Linked DNA regions of Homo sapiens: region 2 is linked to region 1. Evidence: read pairs that join two places in POLR2A ChIA-PET (ENCODE). Cell type or tissue: GM12878. All regions are shown on one strand. Links, peaks and the distances in the headings refer to the core of each region. The heading gives the core; the rest is flanking DNA.

Region 1 (4,395 bases), core at 262-4,261:
TCATTGTCAAGATCCCATGGGTCTGAGACCAGCCATGCATGGTAAAGCCATGGTAAAGAACTCCAGAGAAGGATTCTGAGAGAGATGATAAAAATCCATTTAAAGACATGGGTGCTGGCAGGTATGGTCCCAGGTATGAGGACCAAAGAACTCCCAGAAGACTGTTGGGAAAATTCTAGCACATGCAGTTGGAGAAGCATGTCCTCAGCACCCTCAGGGCACCACATCAATTTCAGCCCAGGATCTGCAGTTAGGAGCCCAGGCTGCCAGGAATGGGAACACTTCATCTCGGGTGCAGGCCTGTGACTATCCCTATTTCATTTTCTTTTTTTTCTGTCCCCATGGTACGAGGTGGCTTTCCAACAGGCTGTTTTCAACTTGATGCAAACTGAAGATGAGACCAAATCAGGCAAATAACTGCCTGGTGGGGTTGTAGATGGAATTCAGAGTAAGATTCTTTTCCTGAGTGAAGGGGCAGGGGAACTTAAAACTCCCTCTGAACTTTCCCCGTCATTGGTTGAACTTTACAATTCTGACATCTCAGGCAACCCGATGTCAGGGAACATCAAGGGCAGGACGGATGTGCAGACCAAGAGAAATAAGAATCACAGCTCAGGAGGCAAAACGAAAGCAACAGCTTTACCTTAACTTCCACTTCTGGGGCTGGGAATTCACCAGCTCGCGGGAAAAGCAACAGAACTGATGTGATGATCACAGCACCGAAGAATAAAAAAATGACAGAGAACCTGGGGTTAAAAAGACAAATTATTAAAAGCACTGTCTATAATTTCTTCTTTGATCAGTTAGGTCTGGACAGTCTCTTCCTTGGAGCCAATATTCTATGTTTCAGTCCCTTAACAATGTCCAGAGGCCTGCTGTCAACAACCTCTTCATCCCAAAGTCCTTCTTCCTAGACAGGTACCAGCTGGGTGCATTCCCATTTATTCTTGGTAATTCCCAATTCCTAAGAATGGAAATGTGTAGTTTTTATTTTTACTTCTGCCCAAAGTCATAATCAAGAAAAACCAAAGCATCCCCTCTCCACCTCCACTTCTGTTGTTTTTAGAACAGAATACTTTAGAAAATTCTACAACTCTCTGCTTCATACTAACACTGTCTTGCCAGAGTGCAACTCTAGTGTTTTCAGAGTCGGTTTATGGCCTAACCCTGTTCTGAAGGCAATGCCTGATATAGAAAGCAGGCCCAACTCATCAAATGTTGCTTTCGTTTTCCTGGGTCCAGGGCTAGAGCCTCGGGTACTGGACCAAGCCTCTGCCATAAATCTGAACAATTCATAAACACATACACATACAGCCTCAAGAAACTCAATAAGCAGTGAAAGCAGAGTTTCTTGCCACAGTTAGAACTCAAGAACACTACTTCCTTCTCCTCCCATCTCTGCTCCAGAGCATAAATAACACAGTTAGTGTTTATAAAAAGAGGTTAAAATGCAACTCATTCAAACTGCCAGTAATTACAAAACTGATCTCTTAAATTCTAAATGTTTAGTGAGCATCAGCGATTTTGCCTCTAATTGCTTTACCTAGGACTCCCAGTTGGACAGAATGCCTTACCTCGCCGCCCCGGAGGCTCTGGACAGCAGCACACACAGCAGCAGCACTGCCACCCAGAGCAGGGCTAAGATGAACACGCCCGCACCGACTCCGAGCACAGTGCCAGCCATCCCGCGGGGAGGCAGCGGCGGCCCCCCGCCCTGCGCGCCGCACGATCGAGTGTCCTCTGTGCTCCAGTGCAACACACTCCCGTGAAAGCATTCAGACAAATACAGAAAGCCTAAACTCATTACAGGTTATTTTTTGATGATCAGTGTGTTAGGAGGATTACTCAGTACAGGTCATTAATTTTCAGAAATGTCCAGTCCCAGAGTCCCTTAATGGAAACTGGAAATTTAGAACCCAAAGCCTTTCTCTTTGGTGGGGACTGAGAGGGTGTTTTCCGCTCTGCGCTCAGAAGTTTTTTCTGAGTGTTTCCTTTCAAATTTGGTACCTGAGTTCTACTTTGACCTCTTCCCCCAGCCCACGGGAGAAAGCTGAACCCTCTCTGAATATAAAACCCTACCTAAGAACTGGTAGAAGACACCAGGGCATGGGAACTCCAGGGCCAAAGCAGAAGTTGAAGCTCTCAGGTTAAATCCATGGTGTGAGCTGTGACTCACCAGGCAATGGATCACAAGACAGAAAGTTCCCACTCTGTTGTCGAGTTCTTATTCAAGAGGATGAAAACTCCCAGTCCTTAAAGAAGAGGAACAGCCATCACTATTTTTGAACATTCACTGTGTGCTAAGTGCCGTACAAACATATCTCATTGAATCCCGGAGCGAAGCTTCTGAGAAAGGTATTACTATAGCCATGTTACAGGATGGGTAAGTGAGATATAAGCGCGATGGGGTATCTATTAGTTTCCTAATTAGCAGCTCAAAATAGAAATTTATTTTCTCACAGGCCAGCAATCCAAAATAAAGGTGTCAGCAGGGCTGTGCTCCCTCCAAAGGCTCTAGGGCAGGGGTCCCCAACCCCTGGGCCATGGACTGGTACTGGTCCATGGCCTTTTAGGAACTGGGCCGCACAGGAGGAGGTGAGCAGCAGGCAAGCCAGCCTTACCACCTGAGCTTCGCCTCCTGTCCTATCAGTGGCAGCGGCATTAGGTTCTCACAGGAGCACGAACCCTAGTGTGGACTGCACGTGCGAAGCATCTAGGTTGCAGGCTCCTTATGAGAATCTAATGCCTGAAGATCTGAGGTGGAACAGTTTCATCCGGAAACCACCCCCCTGCATCCCCCTGTGGAAAAACTGTCTTCCATGAAACCAGTCCCTGGTACCAAAAAGATTGGGGATCAGTGCTCTAGGGGAGAATCTTTCCCTGCCTCTTCCATCTTCTGGTAGCTCCAGGCACCATTCACTGGCTTTTAACTCACAACTCCAGTCTCTGCCTCCATCTTCCCATGGCATTCTCCTGTGTCTGTCTTCACATTTTCTGTCTCTTATAACGGTACTTGTCATTGGATTTAGGGTCTGTACAAATAATCTAGTATTATCTTGAGATGCTTAACTTAATTAAATCTGCAAAGACCCTTTTGTCAAACAAGGTCATGGTCACAGATTCCAGGGGTGAGGATGCGGACATATATTTTTGGGGACCACCATTCAACTCACAGCAGAGGAACAGCACACCACACTACCTCTCCTGGTTTTCCTTTTCAGCATTGGAGACAAGTCTTAAGCAAACACATTCCTCTAGGTTGCTGGTTTTCTTTACCCTTATGGTTTAAATACCACGAAAATATTAGCTATGAGAAGTTATAAAGTTATTGGAAAGGAGGGTCTAAGCATGAACTGGTAAAAAAAATACGTTTATTGAATCAACATTTATGATGTTCCCACCATGTAAAGCACTGCGCTACAAGCTGGGGATGCCAAAGGTGAATAAGATATCTTCTGACAGAAGCTCAAGGTCTATTGGAGAACATTGTCCTGAAAACAAGTGTCCATATTACATTCTGATTAATGGTAAAAGCGAAGTGCAGTGGGAACTGCAATAGTGAGAGGGGCTTTACAAAGGAAATACTCTGCACAGGCACATTTAGGAAAGAATCAGAGTGAAAAGATGACAGAGTGAGGGGAGATGGGACCTGGGGCCCACCTGCATGCCTAACTTCTCTGGGGAGCAGTCTGCCCTCATTAGGGCCACATGGGCGCCATCTCGGTCACTCTAACACGCCCGGGGTTTCCCCATCTCTGGGTCTTTGTACTTGCTGTTTCCACTGCCTGGAACTAGCCCTCAACCCCAAGCACTCCTGCTACTATTTGTAGGACTGGCTTTCCTCAGCCTTCTGATTTCTGCTTAAATGTCACTCTTCAGTGAGGTCTTCCCCGAGTGTCTTCTCTAAAGTAACCCCTCAAACACTGACTCTCCATCACTCTATTTCCTTCAGAGCATTTTTCACAAAACTAGTTAATATTTTCATTTATTTGTTTACAAGTTTATTTTCTGTCTGTCCAACTAGAATAGTAAACTCCACGAAGGCAGAGACCTGATATCTTTCTCACTGTGGTAACCCCAGTTCTTAGCACAGAGATTATGCACAACAAGTATCTGTGGGAGGAATAAATGACACAGTGCTAACAAGTCCACAAACATCAGGTGAGGGAGTGAAAGGATCATATGGAGTTTTAGAAAGATGACTGTAACCTCTGGTCAATATGCTGGATGGAAGTTAACAAGGGAAGTGCCTCATACAACAGCAAACACATAAATGTTCAATAAAATAGAACAAGAAGAATTTAGTACACAGCAGAGCTCGAAAGCAATAAAGAAAAATCATTAAGTGCTATAAAAAAATGTAACTCAAGGCCTGAGCTGAGCCTAAAAGTCTAC
Region 2 (4,395 bases), core at 83-4,082, 92 kb before region 1:
GTGACATTTTTGTTATTATATGATCATGTCACCAGTGAACAAAGTTAGTTTTATTTCTTCTTTCCCAGTCTGTATGCCTTTTATTTCCTTTCGTTGCCTTATTTCATTAGCAAGGACTTTCAGTATGATGTTAATGAGAGGGTACATCTTTGGCTTGTTTCTTATCCTAGCAGGTAAACTTACAGTTTCTTACCATCAAGTATGATGTTAGCTGTACATTTTTTGTAGATGCGCTTTTTCAGGTTGAAGAAGTTCTTCTCCATCAGTTGCATTTCTTTTTCTTTTTTTTTGATACAGAGTCTCGCTCCGTTGCTAGGCTGGAGTGCAGTGGCGTGATCTCGGCTCACTGCAACCTCCGCCTCCCTGGTTCAAGAGATTCTCCTGCCTCAGCCTCTTGAGTAGCTGGGACTACAGGCTATGGGTTTTTACTGTGCCCCTTAGAGCTCAACCCCAGTTGTCTTGACAAACTTCATTGTGCCTACTAACTTCTAAACAATGCATAAAAAGTTATAATGAGCTGGGCGCGGTGGCTCACGCCTGTAATCCTAGCACTTTGGGAGGCTGAGGCGGGCAGATCACCTGAGGTCAGGAGTTCGAGACCAGCCTGACCAACGTGGAGTAACCCCGTCTCTACTAAAAATACAAAACTAGCTGGGCATGGTGGCTCATGCTTGTAATCCTTGTAATCCCAGCTACTCGGGAGGCTGAGGCAGGGGAATCACTTGAACACGGGGGGCGGAGGTTGCAGTGAGCCGAGATCGTGCCATTGCACTCCAGCCTGGGCAATAAGAGCGAAACTCCGTCTCAAAAAAAAAAAAAAAGTTATAATGAAATCTAATATGAGGATTTACTTCATCAGATGTTATTGACATACTATGCATAATGCACTAAACAAAGTGCTAATATGTGTAATAGTTTGAAATTTGTGAAGTGCTATAAAATATAAAGCAATAACACTTTTATTTTGAAACACTCTGTATAATACTATAACAAAATTGTTATAGGTTACTGTAAAGTGCTAGAAATGTGTTCAAATAGCATAATGAATAGTCTTTGGGGTCTTTTTGGTTTTGTTTTTTATAATTTCAACTTCTATTTTAGATTCAGGGGGTACAGGTGCAAGTTTGTTACAAGGGTATATTGCGTGATGCTGAAGGTTGTGGTATAAATGATCCTGTCACTCAGATAGTAAGTATAGTACCCAATAGGTAATTTTCAGCCTTTTCTCCTCCCCTATCCCTCCCTCTAGTAGTCTTCAGTGTTTATTGTTTTCATTTTTGTGTCTACGTGTACCTAAAGTTTAGCTCCCACTTATAAGTGAGAGCATGCAGTATTTGGTTTTCTGTTTCTGTGTTAATTCGCTTAGGATAATGGCTTCCAGCTACATCCATGTTGCTGTAAAGGACATGATTTCATTCTTTTATATGGTTGCATAGTCTTCTATGGTGTATACATACCACATTTTCTTTATCCAGTTCGCCACTGATGGGCACCTAGGTTGATTCTGTGTCTTTGCTGTTTTGAATAGTGGTGCGATGAACATATGAATGCGTGTGCCTTTTTGGTAGAAGGATTCGTTGTACCAAATTATGGGATTGCTAGGTCAAATGGTAGTTCTAAGTTCTTTGAAAAATCTCCAAACCGCTTTCCACAGTGGCTGAACTAACAAACCGCTTTCCACAGTGGCTGAACTAATTTACATTTCCACCAACAATGAATAAGCATTCCCTTTTCTCTGCAGCCTTGCAATTATTTGTTATTTTTTGACTTTTTACTAATATCTGTTTTGACTCGTGTTAGATAGTATCTCATTGTGGTTTTGATTTGCATTTCTCTGATGATTAGTGATGTGGAACATATTTTCATGTTTATTGGCCACTTGTATGTCTTCTTTTGAGAAGTATTTATTCATGTCTTTTGCCCACTTTTTAATGGGGTTGTTTTTTGCTTTGCCTGGTGTTTTTTTTTTTTTTTAAGATGGAGTCTCACTCTGTCCAGTGGCACATTCTCAGCTCACTGCAATGTCTGCCTCCCAGATTCAAGTGATTCTCGTGCCTATCTCCTGAGTAGCTGGGACTACAGGCATGTACCACCATGCCCAGCTAATTTTTGTATTTTTAGTAGAGACAGGGTTTCACCATGTGGGCCAGGCTGGTCTCGAACTCCTGACCTCAGGTGATCCACTTGCCTTGGCCTCCTAATTTGGGGGAATTACAGGAGTGAGCTACCACGCCTGGCCAAATTGTTTAAATTCCTTATAGATACTGGATATCAGACCTTTGTCAGGTGCATAGTTTGTAAATATCTTCTACCATTCTGTAGGTTGTCTGTTTATGCACTTGATAGTTTCTCTTGCTGTGAGGAAGCTCTTTAGTTTGAGTCCCATTTATCAATTTTTGCTTTTGTTGCAATTGCTTTTGAGGATTTAGTCATAAATTTTTTGCCAAAGCTGATGTCCAGAGTGGTACTTCCTGGGTTTTCTTCTAGGATTTTCATAGTTTGAGGTCTTACATTTAAATCTTTAATCCATCTTGAGTTAATGTTTGTGTATAGTAAAGGTAGGGGTCCAGTTTCATTCTTCTGCATTTGCCTAACCAGTTATCCCAGCACCATTTATTGAATAAGGAGTCCTTTCCCTAATGGGTAGTCATTGGACCTAAAAGTTTCCTAGTTCCTTTTCAATGCTATTTCATCTTAATGAAAAAAAAATAAACCTTTTAATTAGTAATCCATTTCTTCTCTTGTATTACTAACAAGTTTTCCTTCATCTTAATGGGCAACTGTTTCTGTAATAGAAGTATTATTATTATTATTATTATTATTATTATTTTTTAAGATGGAGTTTCACTCTTGTCGCCCAGGCTGGAGTGCAATGGCACGATCTCGACTCACTGCAACCTCCACCTCCCGAGTTCAAGCGATTCTCCTGCCTCAGCTTCCCAAGTAGCTGGGACCACAGGCGTATGCCACCAAGCCCGGCTAATTTTTGTATTTTTAGTAGAGACAGGGTTTCACCATCTTGGCCAGGCTGATCTCGAACTCCTGACCTCGTGATCCACCCGCCTCAGCCTCCCAATGTGCTGGGATTACAGGGTTGAGCCACCATGCCCGGCCGAAGTATTCTTTATTTAGAAGAATTCATTTAAAAAAACAATGACTGCTGGTGTAGTAGCCATGTCAAAGGCAATATTTATTGGATTATTTTAAGTGCTTTCACATGTATTTTCATTTATTTGTAGTTTATTCGTGGGATAACTGATTTAAGCCTGCCTCTAATATTTGCAGGATTGGGCTCACATACAAATACAAGTTTATGTACCTTACATCTAAGTATTTTAATGTCATAAGCTGAGCTAAAAAACTGTAAAATGACATATATTCTATTGTCCTACCTTGACAAATATGATTTCATAGTGACTAGAAGGTCGGACTCAAATTTGCAATTCTTGAACTCCTCTGAGTTACATGCAGGAACATGAGTGGAGAGTCAGCCTCCAGTCCACCCCCTTTCTATTCTTATTCATACCTCTATTTTGTACTGGAAGAATTTCAGATACATGCTATGGTTCAACTCAGCCCAGATATCTAAGTTCTAGGTACATGCCCTGTAAGTGGTCACCCCTTAATGTTCCATTGAGCCTAGATGCGCATGAGAGGTGCAGCCTGCTCTGAGGAAGACAAAGGTGGGGAACAGAACTGTGTATACCCTAAAAACAGCCTTGGAAAGTTTGAGTAAAGAATTCCAGGGGCCTGGGTACCTGGAGCAGAGTATAGATGGGCAGTCATAGGCTTCAGGTGCCTTCGCCTAGTTGCTTAGTCTCTGAGGACTATGGGAAGAGATATGGTCAGAGACAGGCCAAAGTGGGACTATTAAAAATGTGGGTCTCATGATAAGGGCTCCCCTCTTATCCAGGTCTAAGAGTGATTCTGCATTTATTCAGAAAACATTTATTTTTTATCTTCCATATCATAGGCACTGTCCTAGGCTCAGATGATACAAAGATAAATAAAATTCATTCCTTTTCTTGAAGAACTCATAATCTAAGTTGGGGAGGGAGGATGAGAAACAAACATATTCAAATAAGTAATATAATTAGTGCAGTTGCCAAGATAGGTACAGAGTCCATGTGAGCACAGAAGAAGGGATTAACGATTTTATCTGGAGAGTTAGAGAAAATATTACACTTTAGTTGGGTTTGGGTGGATAAATATATGTTTTGCAGGGAAGGGGATAAGGATGGTGAGTTAGGAAAACATATATAAACAGAATCAAGGTGGGAGGAAATAATAGTAGTATTCATGCAGAATTTTTATAATTCACAAGGGCTTTCATATATTATCTAGTTTAGTACTTTTCAACAACAAAGCAAACATTTATTGAAAACTTACTACATG

Evidence for each region. ChIA-PET counts read pairs that join two places held together with the same protein. Peaks named below come from ENCODE experiments on the same cell type or tissue, not always from the same donor. Only the 100,000 strongest peaks of a DNase experiment are listed, where the experiment ranks them.
Region 2: POLR2A ChIA-PET joins it to region 1 with 7 read pairs; 2 of 35 experiments call an interaction of 5 or more read pairs at or near these places.

Annotation. Positions count from the first base shown.
Region 1 is chr11:125,100,558-125,104,952 of GRCh38, forward strand. It overlaps TMEM218 (transmembrane protein 218), which reads right to left. Exons shown (of 5, transcript NM_001258244.2): 2 at 2,177-2,252; 3 at 1,575-1,760; 4 at 644-746. The coding sequence starts at 1,684. Among named protein-coding and RNA genes, the nearest start is that of TMEM218, 8.9 kb to the right of the region's middle. In GM12878, for the core only: no CTCF peak of the experiment used is centred there; a DNase peak (open chromatin) is centred at 2,132.
Region 2 is chr11:125,008,422-125,012,816 of GRCh38, forward strand. The region is part of intron 13 of CCDC15 (coiled-coil domain containing 15); the gene reads left to right. Among named protein-coding and RNA genes, the nearest start is that of SLC37A2, 53 kb to the right of the region's middle. In GM12878, for the core only: no CTCF peak of the experiment used is centred there; a DNase peak (open chromatin) is centred at 1,840.